Regions from separate parts of the Homo sapiens genome. Here region 2 is linked to region 1. Evidence: chromatin loops called from intact Hi-C (ENCODE). Cell type or tissue: K562. All regions are shown on one strand. Links, peaks and the distances in the headings refer to the core of each region. The heading gives the core; the rest is flanking DNA.

Region 1 (10,424 bases), core at 1,408-9,407:
CCAGTCTCAGAAGAAAACATATACATGTAATGTACATAAATCATATTGGGTAAAGTCAGTTTTATCTAAAACTGAGTTTAAGATCTTCAAAAACACTTCCATGAACTTTCTTTACAGTTTTGTGCTATTCTCTTTCTAAATTTGCCAATTGTATGTGGTAAGGTTGATGGTGAGGATTTATCTGATTACCTTGTGGAGTATTCATAGTATTTGTCTTCATTTTCTTTTTGAAGAGGAGTGGAAGTTATTACTTGATCCTTTTCCTATGTATCACATTTTTCCAGTGTTACACTTCAAAAACAAGTGTTATTATGAGTCATTGACCACAGCTGTCATGTTTACTTACGTATCCCAAGTGTTTGTGCAACTTGGTGCCTAAGTACATAGGCACTAAATAAATATTTGTTGAATAAATGGATTAACATTTTTAAAAGGTCAATTATGCAAGCAATTCCTTTTTGAAAGTTTGTAATTTAGAAAGTTTCAACTATGTTGAAATATGTGCGTGTGTGCAATAGCTTTAAAAAGCAATAGGCGGGGCGCAGTGGCTCACGCCTGTAATCCCAGCACTTTAGGAGGTGGAGGCGGGTGGATCACGAGGTCAGGAGATCGAGACCATCCTGGCCAACACGGTGAAACCCCGTCTCTACTAAAAATACAAAAAAATTAGCCGGGCATGGTGGCAGGCGCCTGTAGTCCCAGCTGCTCAGGTGGCTGAGGCAGAAGAATGGCATGAACCTGGGAGGCGGAGCTTGCAGTGAGCCGAGATCGCACCACTGCACTCCAGCCTGGGCAACAGAGCGAGACTCCATCTCAAAAAAAAAAAAAAAAAAAACAATAAAAAAACAAGACATTTAGATAGTGCATGAGTAGCTACAATGGACAACATAAATTATGTTTCTTGTTATTATTTGTGTTTGTATTCTAAAGAGGCATTTGCCTGCCAAACTATTTCAGTCTGATATTTTCAAAACTCTTCTAATAAAAAAGATACTGAGTTATGTGACATTTTGATGTTCTGATGATGATCGTTATTAAGGCAGGGCATTGTTTCATTGAGTTGTTTATAGTACTGTAAGAATATAACACTGATCTATTAAAAACAGATGCAGTGTTGTCATGAAATGGGATATATGAAAATATGTTAAAGCCTCTAAATGAAAAAAAGATAAAGATGCTTTCAAGTAAATTAGCAAAATTCAGGGATTAGCAAAGTATAGCCAAGCCCATTCATTCACATTTTGTCTATGGCTACTTTGACCCTACAGCTATAGTTAGTGAGTGAGTGAATGAATTGAATGAATGCTGACCAGAAATTGCACTTTCAAACATTTAACCTGAGGAAATAGTTATATATACAAATAAGTATGTACAGGGATGTTCATTCTAAGCTGTTTGTAATATCAAAACAAGGGAAACCTAAATATTGACTAATAGAAGACTGGCTAAATAAGTTCTGGTGTATCCTTATTATACCAGAACTAGTGTATGATACAGCTATTTTTAAAAAGATGTTACAGAAATGTATCCAGTGATAGGAAACAAGGGTCAGCAAACTACAGCCCTTTGGCCAAATTGGCTCAAGACCTGTTTTTATACTACCAGAGCTGTGAGTGGGTTGTTAAATTTTAAAGGATTATTAAAAATAAACGTGAGACAGAGTATGTGACTAGTAAAGCTTAAAATATTTACTATCTAACCCTCTATAGAAAATGTTTGCTGACCCCTGATATAGAATGTTGTATACAATGTAGATTAAATTGGTAGGGATGGGTTTAAAACATTATGAAATAGTATATATAGAACAATATCTTTTTTTAAAAAAATGCAATCAATACCATTTAGACACTTAAGATGTTAATAGTTATTTCTGGGTAGACAAGATTAATAAGATTCTATATTTTATGTCTAATTTTGTGATTTTTCAATAATGAGAATGTATTCATTGTTTAAGAAAATAAAAATTTAATATTGGCATGGGGAAAAAGAGAACTTCTCTAAGTTTCAAGGTGTACAAATATGTTTTTCCATTTTGTAGATGAGGAAACTGAGACTAAGAGTTTAATTAACTTGCCTGGAGGGACACAAACATAAGACAAAAATTGCATTGATGCCAAATTTTCTGTCCAGCAGTGTCACCATTTGATAATTTAAAATGCTCATCTGTCAGCTGAAATAAAACTATATACTCTGTACCCAAAGGCAATTTAAAGGTATCAGTGTATAATATATGATAAAGGAGGATTATGCAGAAATAACAAACCACCTGCCTAATGGTATTAGGTGTGTACTGGATAGGTTTACATTTGCTTAAATAGAATGAAAAAATGAGTAGCTTACATTTTACATTTTTTAAAAGAAACAAAACCTGTATACATAGGTATTCAGTTGACTTTGTAAATTTGCAAACTATTACTACTACATAATATGGTAATTAATTGCTCTTTCATACCTATAGAGTTTAATTGTTCAAATTCAGGCATGTGACACAAAAAGGGACCATGTCCTGAAGCTTGTGCCCTTCACCGTAAGATAGAGGAAGGACATTTGACTTATCAGATCCTTGTGCAGGTAACTGTTTACAAAATGAGTCAGCAACTCAGAAGGAGAATGAATACAACAGTGAGAAGTCTCATTGTAATGAACTGATAGCTAGTAACTCAAAGAAGCAGTAGGACTATAGAAAGCAGACATGAAAGCTCAGCAGCTTTTGGACCATTTAGTGTGTGGACAAAAGGCCTAGTATCCTTCTATTATTCCTGAGGAAACCACTATCTTATAGCCAAGAATAATAACTATTGTTGCTCTTTTAAAAAACACTTGTTCCTTTAATTATAACCATCTTGTGATTTGGGAAGATTATTCTCTATTCACTTATTTAGAAACTGAGGCACAGAAAGGAGGTTAAGTGAGCGTTCAAGATCGTACAGACTGTTCAAGTGATAATGGAAAACTCCATCACCTAGTCCCAGCTCTGTATGCATATGATGGTGATGCTGAGTAAAGGCAGGATCATTCTACATTTCACCGAATCATAAAAAAAAGATAAACATGTCTTTAAAACTTATATAAATTATTAAACTATAAATATTTTGATGCTCTTCAGAGATGAGGTTCAGTTAACAGGAAAAAAATTCACTAGTGTAGAATGCTTCATAACTAAAATATGTCAGGGAATTATGATATGCAGTCATGCCTAGGTATCTGTGGGGGTAGGTTTCAGGACCCCCTGAGGATACCAAAATCCACAGATGCTCAAGTACCTTATATAAAATGGTACAGTATTTGCATATAACATGAGTACATCCTCCTGTATTCTTTAAATCATCTCTAGATTACTTATAATACCTAATATAATGTCATTGCTATGTAAATAGTTGTTATACTGTGTAGTTTAGGAATAATGACAAGTCTATACGTGTTCAGTACAGATGCAACCATACATTTTTTTCCAAATATTTTTGATCTGCAACTGGTTGATACCACAGATGTGGAACCCACAGATACAAAGGTCCAACTGTATATGCACAGATGAGGCTATCATTTTTTCTTTTGTCTTTTTCTTGAACAAAGATCACCAATCCTGGATTTTGTATATTTTAATGATTTCTGATGTCTGAAAGCAGTAGTAAATAGAACATCCCCAATTTTAACCCTATGATGTCACATATTAACATCTATGTAGTGGAGTCCATAAATTCAGTTAGAAATCATAGCCAGATAGAGTATGTGTGCTTTCATAATTCCCATCTCTTTAGTAGGCATTATATTTTTTAAAATATGTCTTCCTTTTGATGTGAAATGTATTTTCAGAAATTATTTGTCATATTTAGTGTAAACATTATTCACTATATACTGCATATTTTTCTAAATGTCATGTTGGCGATTTGCCCATTTTTTAAACCTAAAATTGAGATAGAATGAGTAGCTTTAGGCACTGTATAATGACTTGGATTACTGTGGTGTTCTTGCTGTAATTTATTATTATTTATCATTCTTGGGCAGGTATTTTAGTAATTAGAAAGCCTACAATAACACATGTGGTACACTTAAGAATAGTTTGAAGCACTAGAGCTGTATAGCCATTGGGTTTCCTCTCCCTTTTTTAACTTCCATATTGAATGCATATTAGAAGGACATGTAACTTTTATCATACTATTTCCTTGCTCCCAGCCCGCTACTTATTTATGTGTACAAAAGCATATACTTTCTTCTTGAGGAAAATTTTTTTAAAGGACCCTAATTATTTCTTAAGATTTATTTTCCTTCTATCAGGTAGCCAATACAGTATTTTTTTTGATGTTGTCGTTCATATATGTTTGCCTCTTACACTCAGAAAAGTCCCATAACCAATGAGAGCTACTGCCTTTCTTCCTGCCCTATTTCTCATAACCTTGATGACCCAGAAATCTCTCCACTTACCATAAATGGGAGGCACTAAAGTAGTGTTAGGACTTCCTTAAGACATCTGATGTGCTCTTTTAACCATCTTTTAAACTTCTCTTCCTGGTATTTAAGGCCATGAGCTTATCTTATTTAATCTGTCTCTCTCTCACCATTTTCTAGACCCTAGTAATCTAGCTCTCCACCTGCTCGCTATCATGAAAAGCACTTCCTCTTCCCTTTTGCTTTATCTCTTGTCTTCCTCCACATTAATCCAGAGCACATACACAAACATGTACATACCTTCTCCCAAATAAGTACATACCTGCATCTATATAAGTGTCACGTCTTCAACCTTACCTCTCCCCCTAGACCTAACTCACTTTTTAAAAAAAATTCCCACAGTTACAGCATGTATCACTTAATTTATTCTCTACCTATGGTTTGTATTGTTTTGTGTTGTATATCTTATGCTTATATGGTTTTATATGGCTGACTTACCTTCCTGGTTGTAAGCTTCTTGAGATCAGGGATTTAATTTTTTCTCATGTATCTCTCGTATAGCCCTTACCACGTTGGTAAATATGTAGTAAATGCTTATTAAGTCTTAAAATAAGCCTGTCCTGTGGAGCAGAAACGTTCCTCAGGAAGTGTCTTATCGAGTGTTCCCATTTTACAAAAGAGAAAATTGGAACAGTGAAGTGACCCATTTTCTTTATGACATAACTGGTGAGTAGCAAGCCCTGAACCAGAACCTAGGGCTCCTGACTCTTAGTTCAGTGTGCCTGTTCCCAGGCAGCCTTGACCACGCTGATGCTCAGGGAAACACTGCCACGAGAACATGGCATTTACTGCTGCTCACGTGGACAGTGGTGATATCCATGCCCTGAACAACAGCCTGAAGTTCTTCCCAGCATTCCCCATTTTTCATCTTGCCTCCTTAACTTTATAAAACCCTCTCTATTCAGGAACTAGGGAATGAATGAGAGTCCTCTCTCATGAAAAAAAAAAAAATAATGAGATACAATTTTATTCATTCATTTATCAACATTTACTCATTTTGACTAGGAGATAGCATAAAAGCCACTTCTCTTCACTACCTCTTATTTTTTCATGAGAATAAATATCTTTAAAAAGCTAGATAAATCTAAAGTGCCTATTCACTAGAACATTCTACATTTAGATTTTTAAACTATGCTTACAATTGGAAGTGTTTTCCTTTGTTTAAATTTTATGCTTTTATATATTAGTAAACTCAAGACTAAAGGACAGCTACCTTGATTCTTCTTGGTTATAATTGATGGTTATTGGCAGGATAGCATGTGTAGCCTTTTTATTTTGAAAAAAAACAAGTTGGGAAGATCTCTGTGCTTTAATATTTCAGGAAAATAAGCAACACTCTTCTCATCTAATTGCCTGAAGGCTAAAAATTGAATTGTATTGAATCACAGGGGAGAAAAACAAAGTAATTGACAAAAGCAGTCATCTAATTAAATATATTTTTTTTAAAAAATGAAGTTTGTAATGAAATTTGACAAATACAACACATAATTTTTTTTAATTTAAAACTTCGGTTTTAGGTTTTGATCAATTACAGAAACAGAATGAGAAGAAAGAAAGAGACGGTGAAAGAAAGATGTGTGCCCACAGGGGAGAGTCCCTCTGGATCAAAAGGATCACCCGTCTCTGAGATGACAGGAAGCTGGTATTCACTTGGGTGTAGCTGGCAGTAAACCATCCCACATCAGAGCATTTAACTAGGAGAATAGGCCCTCTCTGAACTTCAGTTTCCTCATCTGTGTATCAGATTATGGAACTAGATGACCTTTGATGTCCCTTCCAGCTCTAAGTTTCTGCTGGATTAGTTATTTTTACATACCTTTATTCTGATATTTAAATCTTTCAAGGGTCTACTCTAAAAAGCCAGAATAGCTTAATAAGTACTTACTGGTTTAGTGATTGATTTTGGCCCATATTATGTGCAAGTTTATCAACTCAACTAACAGTATATGGGTTTAGTTATTTGCAGCCAAAGATATTTGTTGTGTCTATGGCATCTTGTGCTGAAAGCTTTATGTAGTGAAAATGAGTAATAGGTAAACTGTACTTGTACAAATGGTGAACTAGTGTTTGATCTTTTAATGGTGAAGTTTTCAACATGAGCATTTGAAGAAAAGCTTTGATATTGATTGTGTATTTCAAACTGAAGCATGTCTGAACTGAAAATATTTCCTTCCAAAGCCATCTGTTCTTATTCATTTCTTTTTTCCTTATTCTTTGCTCTGGCATGTATATATTCCTACATAGTTCTTTAGGGAACTGCAAACTAGGAAGGCAAAGAAAACCATATGTCTTGTTTACAGCCTTGTCTGATACTATCTGTCAGGGTAAAGTAAAAAGATAAATGTGTTTATTTGATAGATTTTAAATTTTGAAGTTTTTAAAACGTTGATCAAAAACAGCAATAAGACTGATGATGTTACTTACGTGTAAAGAAAAGATACAGTTTTCATGTAGTTATTTTGAAATTCTTAACTTTAGGCTATAAAAGTTTTTATTTAAAGTTATTTGTTAGTTACATGCTCGAAAGAACTGTTGCATCGTATTTTACCACCCTTCTTTCAGCAAGTTACATTGTTTTGACTTTTGTTATGAATGTAATCAGAATCCTTAGAATGCAAAATCTTTTAGAAAATTCTTGTTGGATCATTAGATGTCTGCCCATCCCAAACTGATTGCTAGTTGTACAAAAACCATATTTTCTTTTAGTGGACATTTAAAAATATCTTCTATTAGCAAGGATTACATTTTATGAACTGTAATTTTTCACCTGACTCTCTTAACTTTATAAAATCCTCCCCACCAAATAGAGGTACCAACAAACACCAGAAACCAAGATTGGTGAACAATTGGTTGGCAAATTAACATTTCCTATCTTCAAAAGATGATATTTGTCTTGCTTTTTTCCCAGTCACATTTTAGTACTAGTTTTGTAGCTTCTGAGTACTTATTTTTCCAGTGATAAATCAAAAACAGAAATGATCAGCCTTACTCTCCCTCTTTTTTCTGGGGAAATTGAGAACCAGAAGAGTTAACTGACCCGCTCAGGCCTCACATGGAAACAGTAGTACAGCCAGTCCAAGGACCTGGGTCCGGGGCTCTCTCCATCATGCCTATCCCCATTTGAAGTAGCACTAAAGTGCCATTTAGTGTACTTTTTGTAAAAATTTGCTTTTCAGCACATCATCTAATATGTGCTACTTAAAACTTAATTGCCCTTTAGAATGATTTGTGATATGCCTCCTTCATTCTCTCAACAATTTTAATTTTACAAGCTAGTTTTATTATAAGCTCACCAGTTTAGGTAGAAGGATGTTCTCTTTCAGAATCTGGATTCTTCCTCTAGTAACCTCATCAGAGCTCAGGAGGAGATAACAAATCAAACATTGAGATTGAAGTTGATTCAGTCTCGTGTATGATTTGACTCAAGTATCAATGAGCTAATTAATATTTTTATCTAAAAATATTTTGTAATTGTGCCAAAGGTTGAGACTCTAGAATACTGGAGATAATTATTTTCAGACAGTAGCAACTAGTGGAACGGGATGGAGCACTTTGCAAACAATGTAATATCAATGGCTTCTTATTACAATGCCCCAGGTATGTTATTAGGTTGATGCAAAAGTAGTTGTTGTTTTGGACCATGAATTTTAAATCATTATAACTAGGCTCAAACACATCTTTATTAATCAAATAGGAACCATTACAATCAACACATTTTTGCCAACAAGAAATAAGTTTGTTTATTCCTGTAGTGTACAAATCTGTGCTTTGGGATTCGACAAACTCTTGGAAAGCATTTTCTGCATCCTTCTGATTGTGGAAATGTTTTCCCTGCAAAAAGTTGTCGCGATGCTTGAATAAGTGGTAATGGGTTGGCAAGAGGTCAAGTGAATGTGGCAGATGAGACAAAACTTCATAGCCCAATTTGTTCAACTTTTGAAGCGGTTTTGCAACGTGCAGTCGGGCGTTGTCATGGAGAATTGGGCCCTTTCTGTTGACTAATGCCAGCTACAGGCATTGCAGTTTTCTGTGCATCTTATCTATTTGCTGAGTGTACTTCTCAGATATAATGGTTTCACCAGGGTTCAGAAAGCTGTAGTGTATCTCACCGGCAGCAGACCACCAAACAGTGACCATTACCTTTTTTTGGTGCAGATTTGGCTTTGGGAAGTGCTTTGGAGGTTCTTCTCGGTCCATCCACTGAGCTGGTCATCACTGGTTGTCATATAAAATCCACTTTTTGTCGCACATCACAATCCGAGAAATTGTTCATTATTATTGTGTAGAATAAGAGAAGAAGACACTTCAAAACGACGATTTTTTTTTTATGTTCACTCAGCTCATGAGGCACCCACTTAGCCAGTTTTTTCACCTTTCCAACTTGCCTCAAATGCAAAATGACCATAGAATGATCAACATCCAGTTCTGTGGCAACTTCCGATGTAGTTGTAAGAGGATCAGCTTCAATGGTTGGTCTCAATTGGTCATTACCAACTTCCCATGGCTGGCCACTATGATCCTCATGTTCAAGGCTCTCGTCTCCTTTGCAAAACTTATTTTTTTTATTTTTTTTTGAGACAAGAGTCTCACTTTGTCACCAGGCTGGAGAGCTGTGACGCAGTCTCGGCTCACTGCAACTGCCGCCTCCCGGGTTCAAGTGATTTTGCTGCCTCAGCCTCCCAAGTATCTGGGACTGCAGCCATGTACCACCACGCCCAGCTAATTTTTGTATTTTTAGTAGAGACGGGGTTTCACCATGTTGGCCAGGATAATCTCGATCTCTTGACTTCGTGATCCACCCGCCTCCACCTCCCAAAGTGCTGGGATTACAGGCATGAGCCCCCGTGCCCAGCCACAAAACTTCTTGAATCAAGACTGCACTGTATGTTTGTTAGCAGTTCCTGGGCCAAATGTGTTGTTGATGTTGTAGGTTGTCTCCGCTGCCTTACCACCCATTTTGAACTCAAATAAGAAAATCACTCAAATTTGCTTTTTGTCTAACATCCTTTCCATAGTCTAAAATCAACATAAAATAAACAATAATTCATTAGGAAAAAATTAATAAAGCGAGAAATGCCCATTAAAATTATATGTAACATAACCACATTTAAGAATGTATTCCAGTATCAAACGGCCAATTCCAACAATGCAAAAACCACAATTACTTTTGTGCCCACCTAATCATTAATCTTAAATTGATTCATTTATTTATTAAATGAACATCTATTGAGTGCCAGCTGCTTCCATGCCCTCGTTGAGATCGTATCTAGTGGAGTTATCAAACAATAAACAAGCAAATAAAATAATTAAGACATGATAAATAATGGAAAAGAAACAAGGTGATATAATAAATAAGGATGGCCAACTTTGTGTGGGGTGGTTAGGAAAAGACCTCTCGAGGGGACATTTACACAGATTCCTGAAGGTAAGAATGAGCAAGGCATACAGAGGGCTCAGGAAAGAGCATTGCAGGCAGAGGAAACTGCAAGTGCAAAAACCCCGATATGGGAAGGGGCCGCTGTTCCTGTCTGTTAACTGAGAATATTAATATCTTCCTGCCTACTACTCATAGGAGCCCTGTGGTGATATCAGTAAATTTAAATAAAAAATGACTTAATCTGGGTTAGATCTGTATAATAGGCAGTGAAGGAGAAATTGGGGTCTTTTTCTCTACTTCTAGGAAGAAAAATTATTGGGGGATATGAGAGAAAACACAATAAAACGTTCAGAGATCTCTCTCTTGCCTTCTGTATCTTGATTTAGAGATCTGTATCAAAGACTGCATTGTATGGTACTAGTTATCAGTGTGGGAGTTCACAGAAGGCAAAGATCTTGACCTGGAGTCTTGGCCTGGACTTGACTTTGGCCTTAAAGAATGGGTAAATTTGGATCAGCCAAAAGGAGGCAGAAGAGAGTGATTTAAAATGAGAGAATGTGTAAATAAAGTTGCTAAGATGGACTGAACATGAATGAGAACT
Region 2 (10,424 bases), core at 1,288-9,287, 55 kb before region 1:
ATATATAGGAACTTTGTACTTTCCACTCAGTTTTGCTGTGCATCTAAAACTTCTGTTTAAAAAAAAGTCTGTTTTAGAAAACATACACACACAAAAGAAAGGATAAAAGGGAAATACTTGTGCCCTACAATTCTCCTCTTGCTAACTGAAGAATGGGGCTTGACTCTAGGGATAGCTTGTTTCAAAAAAAAAAAAAAAGAATAATAATAATAAAAAAATGTAATTTAAAAAGGTAACTATATCTGACTTTGCTCATTTTAATGAAATTCAAGCTAATTCATTTTCATCGATCACTAAATAATTAGTAACTTTATTAACTACTAGTAATACTAGTGATAACCTCATAGTATTTGTAAAGTTTAAAAAAGGAATCTAAAAGAAAAAGCTTAGTCTTTATAAGGTTGACAAATCTATAAACAAATCTTTTAAAGATAGCACATTTCAATTTTAAAAATCATTTTGTCACTGCTGCAAAAATTAAAATGTGAAAATTTGAAGTTGTGGAATGATATATGTATGAGTTAGAATGTTTGGGCTTACCTTTTTATTACAAGTATTAAAAAAAAACTTTTGAGATTAGACATTACATGAAAATAGTATTTGTTTTCTATGGCACACTTTTTTAGCTCTCCTTAGGATATTAAGGGAGCATCTGTGATATCCCAGCAAGGAATACCTTTTTTTGGCTGGGCATGGTGGCTCACTCCTGTAATCCCAGCATTTTGGGAGGCCAAGGTGGGCAGATCACCTGAGCTCAGGAGTTCGAGACCAGCCTGGCTAACATGGCGAAACCCCGTCTCTACTAAAAATACAAAAATTAGCCAGGCACCTGTAATTCCAGCTGCTCAGGAGGCTGAGGCAGGACAATCGCTTGAACGCGGGAGGTGGAGATTGCAGTGAGCCAAGATCGCGCCACTGCATTCCAGCCTGGGCAACAAGAGCAAAACTCCATCTCAAAAAAAAAAAAAAAAAAACCCACAAAAATGAATATCTTTTTCTCTTGATCACTAAAGATCTGTAGTTGCTGATGCTTCCCATGTTGGGAAAGCCCTGTAAGATCTTGGCCTGGGGACCAAGTGAGGGAGATCACCTGTCACCACAGGCCTGCAAGGGGTCACTTGCTGGCCTCACATTGACCACAGAGGTCTTAGCACAGCTAATCTAATGAATTCAAAGTTTCCGTGTTAATTAAAAATCTGCCGAATAAACAGACCAAAAACCCTGAGGTTAAACCTTTAAACACAAAGTGACAACTTCTGAACTCAGTGACAGCTTCTGCCTGGAGACCATAGTCATCAACCACAAGACAGATATTTTTGATAAGGAAATAACTACAAATGGTAGACCCTAAGCTGATGCCAAACTGTTCTATGTAAGGAAAGTGTTCTCAGCAATAGTGCTTCCTTCCAAAAAGGAATGGACTAGATATTCACCTATGAATAAGCCCTTTTCTGACCTCTAACTTTTGAGTTGCTAAATTATAATCCCTTAGAATGTTTTAGAGAAATGGACTTATATTTTGGTCAAGTATTTCTTTATTCTTTTTCTTTTCCCCTGTACCCTCTGCCATTTGGTAACAGCACAAGAGTTTTTATAAAATAATGTCAAAATTTGGCCATAAAAAAAGAGAACCATTAAATGCATATGATCCAATTTTTTTAGCTAGAACTGGAAACACTGGGTTTTCCTTAGGAGAACGAGATACTTCTTAGAAACAGAACAATCTGTCCATTACAAGTAGTGATTACTAGAATTCTCATTTTTTAAAACTGGCTTTATCAGTCATTCTGACTCTTTTTCTAAAGAAATTGCTATTGCTAACCACGCTTTCATTTCACTGGGGAATTAATGCTCAGTGGCACATTAGAATTCATGCAATAGCATTAAATAATTACTGTTTCTTTATATATCTCCTGCCAACTTAGAAGTACATTAAAATTGGCTGTAGGAGAATTCAGGACACCTCAATCTGAAGAAAATCCCCATCCATATATATATATTCTCCACTCAGTAGATAAGAGGCAACCTCGAGTACCTGGCAACAAACGAATTGCACACATAGCAACAAGAAGTCGAGTAATACAGAAAGAGGAAAGAGAAGCTGGTCCACATTAGCTCCCGTGGTGGTAGTAAACTTCAGAAAATATCAGAGCTGTAGACAGCAGCTTGGCATGAGGAGAGGAATTCATGGTTTTCCATAAATCTAGTGACAGGCCAGGTCGAATAGGACAACACCATCTTGTCTGCCCCAGTAGCATACAGGGCAGGAGGAGAAAAGTTAGGTACAGAGCTGGAGCTGAGAGCCGAAGTGGAGGAGGAGGAAGGCTGTGAGAATTGAAGGATGTAGGGCAGGCAAGGAAAGGTGGTGCTGTGAGGGTCTTCAGTTGAGCCAGCTCCCAGTCCTGATTCGGCATGTGTCATTTTGGTGCCAGGCCTGGCCACAGCTTCTCAGACCCCAGATAGAGCTGCCTTCTGTGCATGGAGGAGCAGGAGGGCTCAGAGGCCTCAGATGACTGTCTGAGGTTTGCAAGCAGCAAAAAAGTGAGGGCTCTGTTCAGTGTATAGTGGAGAAAATCAGCGTGAGAGAGTTTCCAGCCTTGCTCTTCTCTACACTACCTTGGGCCTCAGCTTCATATGTAAAACAGGGATAATAATACCCCAGAGAGGGTGTTGTAAGGATTGGATGTGTTAAATTATATCAAATTCCCCTCACAGTGCAGTGTGGTAGCTGTTTGACAAAGTTAATTCACTTCCTCCTTTACAGCCTCGGCCTCCATAACCCATGATGACGACAGCTCCTACAGTTTGATTTGTAGAACAAAATAATACTTCTAAAATGTGAAACTACTGCTCATCCAGTGAAAGAATTGTTGAGAAGCTTACACATAATGCTTTATGCACCTCAGATCTCAAAGACTTTTGCTAATTTGTGGCAAAGAGATAGCACATATGTTGCTACCAGAGCAGTCCGGGAAGCTGGCCCTGAAGGGCAGCCTATGCTAGAAGTGGAATAGAAGCTCCTCACAGAGCTATGGGAACCAGGGCTGGTGGGAAGCCACATGCCCACAGACCTAAAAACAGAGTGGTTAGTTCTAGACGCGTGCCTGTAAAGTAGAGGTTGCAGTGCAAACTGCTGGGCTGTGGGCTAACTGTGGCTCACGGATTTTTTTTTTTAACCCTTAGCCAGCGTAGTTTTGATTTTTTTTTTTTTTTTAAATAGCTTTAGTGAGGGGCTTGACTCTCGTTTTGTCACGTTTCCCATTCACTTCTAGTTGCCCTAGACCTGGTGGTTCTGTTCCTGTCTGGCCCTTCAAATGTTCTGACCCCTTTTTCGAGCCTACCACAGAACAGGGCACAAACCAGAGAGCAGACAGTGGACTCAGAACCAGGAACTGAATGTGTCCTATCCCATTGTCCTAGGGTTGCCAGATGAAATATAGCACTTTCAGTTAAATTTGAATTTCAGATAAACAACTTTTTTTTTTTTTAGTATAAGTAGGTTCTGTGTAATATTTCCATTTCCTAAATCTGGCAGTACTGCTTTATTCCCATTTATAATTCTCATCCTCGCAACCGTAGCTACTAAGTAGTGATTGTCATTGTAACATTGGGGTAAAGAATCTTGAAAATAGAACACCTTGACAGCCTTTGGGAAAGAGAGAAGGGGATACATTTATTTCAGCATTTGAAAGAGCAAAGCATGTGAATGAGTATTTGAATTTCATATGGGGTAAAATTGGAAACTATCATGGCTAGAGGGCTTTTTTTCACATACTGGGTGATGACAGCTAGAAGGTGACTGGAGGTGGCCCTCGCTCACTGAGGAATGATGTGAGGACAAGGATCATTCCTAAGACTGTCTTGGGTGGCATCTTGATACCTGTTGCATGAGAGGGTGCTAAATACTTTCAGATGTAATTGTGGTAGACTCCAGGCAGGCAGTCTTTGTGAAGGCGGAGTCACATCAGGCTCTGCACTGTCACCTCTTGGTGACATTAGCCTCTTTTCTTTCCTTTCCCGTAATTGCTCTGCCCACTCTGAGTTCAGCTAAAGGTCAAAGCATCAAAGGAAGGAGAACTTCCTTCCTAAGTTCTCCCTTATCTGTTTAACCTCCTGAAGCCTAGGAGGACTCTGAGGAGGTGGCGTGAGTGGATAAAGGTCAGCCAGGCTCATTGAGTGTCTTCTAGTCAGGTGCCCTGTCACACCTGATCTCCTCACTGTGCTGTAAGGGAGATAATACTTACTTTTTTAGTAAGCTGTATTTTCTGAGCAGTTTTAGGCTTGTAGCAAAATTGAACAGAAAGTATAGAGAGTTCCCATATACACCCTGTCCCCACACAGGCACAACCTCGCAGTCTCAGCACCTCAACCCACAGTGGTGCATTTGTTAAAATGGGTTATTCTTTTTGAAAGATGAGAGAACTAAGGGGTAGAAGGGCAGACCCTGAGGCAGCTGGCCTCAGGCTTATCCACTGTGACCTGCTCTGCCATGTGGCTGTGATAGACCGGCCTTAGTATCAGGTCTCTTGCTGCCCAGTTGTCCTTCTGGCCCTCCAGATCTTCATTCCCATAAGGAAATGTAGGTGGTGGGGATAGCATTAGATAAGCGGTGGAAGGGGTGGTTAGATTGCCGTCTTTTCTTGATCCATGGAGAAATTCTCTTCCAATGGATAAGTGAAGGTTTGGAGAAATTGTGAATTAATTTCCCCCAAGTTGCTTTTTATCTGTGTCTCTCCGTTCTGTTTTCCAGTTCCACCAAAGATTGAAAGAAATAAGGTTAATTCAATGACCCTAAAAATATTTTATCTGAAAGCTCTAGAAGTTACTTTTATATGACAGCCAAGTAATTTTAAGCAAAGTTTGATGGAAATTGCTGTCAGGCTTTTAAAATCACTGTTTTTCAAAGCATCAACCCTAAGTGTAGTTTTAAGAGAAATGGCACATCACTTTCAGGTTTAACAATCAGTGAGTTAGATTGCTCTTCCACCTCAGACCTTGCCTGAATCAGACACAGCCCCTTGTGTCCCCAAGAACAGCAGGGACATGAGTATCACTGGACCACAGAACTTCTTCCCTTTCATGACAAACAGCGGACTGTTATATAAGTGAGCCAAACATGGCCTCTGTCTGTTGGTCTCTAGGTTATTTCCTCACTGCAGGCTGAGACCCGTTAATTCAAGAGCCCGCCAACACCAAACTAATTTTTAATACATCTAATTATTTTAAAAATAGCCCGAACAAGCAGATTTTTAGCATTTAGAGCCTGCCTTACACGTTCTGTGAAACCTTACCTAGCATCTGTTGGCCATTGATAAGATAGAGCTTTGTGGTTTTAAGACACCGAGCTGCTACTGCCCTTCAAGGTCTTCTGATAATAGAGTTACTCCATCATGCTGCAAAGTGACATCACTTAGTCCTAAGCCCTCATTCCGATGCACCTCTCCCTTGGGAGTTCCTTTGTCCTCCTCCCCTTCTGCATGGTGACCTCCTCACCCTAAGCCTCTGGATGCCCTCCCATGCAACCCTGTACAAAGCACCACTCATTAAAGCTTGTTGTGTGTTAACTGCCTCTGTGGTCCTGTCTTTTTCCCAGATCAACCTCAAATCCCTCGAACAAACCCCCACTACACAGCAGTACCTTGGCACAACTAAGATTTTATGAAAGCTAGTGTATGAACCTGCATAGCTAAAGATTACCCCACATTGCCTTACACCTGGAGAGGACCTTTCTACTCTTCCTTTCTTCCTCCATCTTTTGGATACCAAATAGTTGTGTATATTTTTAAATGTATATATTGATAAAGAGCTTGTGTACAATGTAAGTTTGCCTGGTTTCACATATATTTGTCCCTCCTATTTATGTGTTATACTAGGAAAAATTATGAAGCTCTTTTAGATTGCAAAGATCACAGACATTCTTAGGTTTTTAATAAAAGTAATTATAATGCCTAAAATGCATTGAGCACTTAATGTGTGTCGGGCAACATGTTAAACTCTTTACATGCCTTGTTTTATTTAATCATCACCACAACCAGTGAGGTGTTTTTATTCACATTTTGTGTGTGCAGAAAGTGGGCTCAGAGAGATTAATTGCCTTGCTTAGAGTCACACTGACGATGGCAGAGCTCAGATATGGACCCAGTTTCTCATATGCGTTCGCCCGTGACCCGCTTTTACGCCTTACTCCTCAGTAAATGAGAAGCTTTTCTACAAGTACACATAGGGAAGTAAACAAACAGTCTCAGCAGGCAAAGAGGAAAAGGGAAGATGATTCACCAACATTCAGGACTCCACAGCATTGTTGATAGTTCTATAGCTGCTGTACAGGCCTAACACAGTTCCACTGGGGAACCATCCAAGTGGCAAAATCATCTGTACCTCAGCCTCCTCTTAACTTTTTTCTCCTTGCCTTTCTTGTCTTCTTTCTCATGGCTTTTACTGCTTCACAGCCCTTTCTCCTGTGTATTTGTACTTCTCTGTTTCTGTGTCACTCTCTGGCCTCTAGGTTCTCTCTGAATGTTTCCCAGTTACACTTCCCTAGGTAGAGTGGATGGTTGGGTTGACTCATCCCATCCATTAGTGAGAACTACACACCAGGGCGCCCCACGTTGGAGGCTCATGGCTAGCTCTCAGCAATCTGCCTTTGAGTTGGGCACCAGGCCCTGGTTCATTCAGCTGGGCCAGCATCACATCCTACAAACTACGGAAATTTTATGTAAGAACCCATAGAAGGAGGCCATAAGTGGGACTTGAACTTGTAGGCTTCAGTGAAATAGGGCAATGAAAGCCCAAAGTTTTCCTGAGATCTGTCTGGAAAAATCATGTAATTTTCAAAGACTTTTGATGTGTCTAATATAAAAATTTAAAGATTATGTGTTTAAAACTTCAGCAAATGGAAGTATTTGCTAAGAGTAGTTCTAGCAATAAATATGCAAGATATGAAGTCTATGCATACTAGGGAAATTCCAACGTATTTCTTTCTTCAGCGTGCTTGATTAGATCAGGACATTAAACTTAATTTGTTAGAAACAACAATAGAGTTGTATACAACATTTAATTAGTTTTCTTACTCTTCTATATTCACAAACATTTACTGAGTATGTAAACAGGCAGTATCTTATGTTTCCATACATTATCAATGAGATAGTAAATGAGACAGCATCCTGTATACTTCCCTTTTAGTCCTTTAGAATCTTTTCATAGTGTAGCAGATACTCAATAAATGACCTGGCCTAATTAATGAGCCCTGATGCCAATTAAGAAGAAAGTACAAATCAAAGAATCTTTTCTTATAAGCATGGAGTCAAGGGGAAGTAATACTATTTCTTTAATGCCTTATACCCAATTTAATATTTTCTGGGTTAAAATAATGGGTTGCAATTATGAAATTTTGGTCCTTTGTTTCCTTTCACACAGCGTGTCAGCTCTACCTTTCACCAGGAGCAAATATACGTATTCAGGAAGAAAACATCTTTGGCTTGCTTTCAGTTTATCTTTTTTTGTGAGGGTTTCACTACTGCATTTGAAATTTGGGCCCATTTTACTTCTACGTGGAATGTCAGGCTTTAGAACCCTAATTAAGTTAATGAAAGACTACAAAAGAAACCTAAGGAGCCTGTGAAGAGAGGTGATCAATTCTGTCCTTGTTAGTAGTTAACTTTTAGAAGTGACTTCCTTGTCCTGCCAGCTCATGAGAACTGGGTCTAGAGAAATTAAATGACTTTATCCTCATCGCCACTCAGCTGGGTAATGGCTTAATACTACAAAATTAAAAGCTGGTAGCCTTTTGATGTTTCAAATATTTGTGTAAGTCGTAAATCTGAGTTAACAAGTTGATTTTATATGTGACTTTTAAATTGAAGCTTATAGTTATTCTATGCATGTGTACACACACACTCACACAATGTCTTACAGTTAGCTTTAATGTGGTAAATCATTTCCAGAAGTGATCAGCTGGTGGAATTGGTTAACAATATGACTGTTCCTCTTTATAATTGCTGGATAAACCCCTCCCAGTGCTTTGTTCAGGGCATTTTGACCACATCATTTTCGTCTTTTCTAACTTTAACTCATAGAAATCCCATGGGATCAGGAACCCATTTTGAGAAATATGTCAGCAACTTTTGAAATGTAGGAAACTAACCAATTAGTGTCAGCTTTTCCCTTGAGGGAAGAAGATAGGAAAAGTTAATATATACTACAGAGGTTACTTTAGGAGATCCTTTACTAGTGGTACATTGTATAAGTGATCATTTTTGACAAAGCTGAAACAAATTATCGTAACTTTTTTTTCTGTTTTGATGTTCAGTATATTCCAAAAGCTTTTGAATTTATAAAGTATCTTTGGAAATTTACAGGAATGAAGAATTTACTAAATGTAGTACATTTAATGGAAAAACCAAATAAAATCAAATATAATCTCTAGGTGTTCTGTAGATTTTTTATATACCTAGTCTTTCAGAGGCTCATTGGTTTCTATTTTTCTGTGATGTGAATTTAATTAGTTTTAATATAGATTTAAAATTTAATAAACGTGATTACCTGCCATCTGTCAAGCAGTATGCAAGGTGCAAAAACATATACCACGATCATGTATTCCTTACATGCATCCTGTAAGGAATTATCCCAAATTTTCAGATAAGAGTCACAAAAACTGTGACTCATCCTTAAGTATGTGACTCATCAGTGGCGTTGTAGGGATTATAAATCAAGTCATGTGACCCTCAAATCTGTTTTACTTCTCAACAAAATTAATGTATAAGAAAAAAATCCTGAAAACACTACCATATACACATTCTTTTGATTGTTGAAAGATCAACAATCTGATTCAGTAAAGGAAGATTTTTTTTGCTGACTCATTAAAGGAAGGTGATGCAATGTGTTGGTTAATGCCATGGGCTTTGGAGTCAGGCTAGCTTGGAGATGAACCCTGGCACCTTGTCTGTGGAAAAATGTGGTGACTGAGTAAAGTTGTTTTTTAACTTCCAAACCTCAGTTTCTTCATCTCCCTAACAATGGTAATAAAACATATTTCATAGGGTTGTAGCAAGAATTGGTTACAATACTAAAGTTATAGCATTTAGCAGAGTACTTAGCAGATAGTACTGATTCTTGGTAACTGTTGGTAGTAATAGTGGTGAGTTAGGAAGGTAATTTACAAGTTGGTTAAAGATGCTGATTGTTGTGTTCAGGAACATATGAAAACTTTGTTATTAATAAAATGATACTGATCTCAATGAAGATTTTGAGTGGTAAATGGCCCGTAAATAATATCTATAACTTTGTGTGATGCTTTAAGATACTCTAAAATATGGAGCCTGATTGGAACCTTTTTCAATTATGTCCATATTTTGATTACTGAGTTCTAGACAGTTGAAGAGTCCCAATCCTTTTAAAAAATATGCATACAAAAATAATTATATGTGTTCTTTGAGTCATTGAAAAAAGTTTATACAACTAATTTATGGCAGAGGGATTTGGCTTTTAAAACCATTATTGGTGTGTAGACTCTGAATTAGGAATATACTGGATCAATCTTCAGTTACATACATATACACACATGTATCCAATTAAAGATTGATTACATTAAAATAAACAAGTTTTTCCAAAATCTAGGCATAATCACAGTGTTATTTTTTATTTCCTGTAAATATTTTAAAATACTTCTCCATATAGTCTTCGTCAGGAAACATCAAAGTGGTTTAAAGGGATAACCTGAATATTTGTCTGTATGCTGTGAGGCCAACAAAGTAAGAAGAACTTTGTGCAGAAATATAAATTTTAAAGATAGTCTTTGCAGATTTAATCTGTTATGAAAATGAACTAGATAAATGTAGACATGGTTCATGCTTTTAAGATAAGCTAAATTCCTGTTGTTGGGAACTGACTTTTGAAAATGGTATTTGCATTAAATAGGATTAAATGGACTCAAAAACGAAAACTTCCCATTTGTAAACATAAAAGGGTAGTGTGTATGTGTACCAGCATGTTTGTATGAGCATGTGTGTTCTGGTTTATATAATCATAATTCTTTTACTTAGTCATCCTTTTAACTAATGAATTTTAATGTTTTAGCCTTTGCTCTTCAATATATTACCTATTTTGTAGCAAAAACATCTCCATTCAAATTATAATCCTGTTTTTATTTTTTTTTTCAGATGATGAAACATGCTTGGAATAATTATAAAGGTTATGCCTGGGGATTAAATGAACTCAAACCTATATCAAAAGGAGGCCATTCAAGCAGTTTGTTTGGTGAGTAGATGTGCTTTGGTTTCTTAGTGACGATAACTTCTCCCCAATTGCTTGAGCTTATGGATGGTGGAGAAGTCTGTGTAACATGGCCCTCCAGGCCATTTGGTTAGGAAACTTGCACACCTGATGGAATTAGATAAGGATTGTGCATAGTGTGTCCTTCAGCTAGA

Evidence for each region. Peaks named below come from ENCODE experiments on the same cell type or tissue, not always from the same donor. Only the 100,000 strongest peaks of a DNase experiment are listed, where the experiment ranks them.
Region 2: it touches region 1 in a loop (3.0-fold over the local background); 5 of 110 quality-filtered maps call a loop at or near these places.

What each region holds. Positions count from the first base shown.
Region 1 is chr6:119,251,388-119,261,811 of GRCh38, reverse strand. The region is part of intron 5 of MAN1A1 (mannosidase alpha class 1A member 1); the gene reads left to right. Among named protein-coding and RNA genes, the nearest start is that of MAN1A1, 93 kb to the left of the region's middle. In K562, for the core only: no CTCF peak of the experiment used is centred there; a DNase peak (open chromatin) is centred at 4,571.
Region 2 is chr6:119,306,726-119,317,149 of GRCh38, reverse strand. MAN1A1 (mannosidase alpha class 1A member 1) reads left to right here. Exons shown (of 13, transcript NM_005907.4): 3 at 10,158-10,254. Among named protein-coding and RNA genes, the nearest start is that of MAN1A1, 38 kb to the left of the region's middle. RefSeq lists a silencer at 3,872-4,166. In K562, for the core only: no CTCF peak of the experiment used is centred there; DNase peaks (open chromatin) are centred at 4,069, 5,049, 5,419 and 8,679.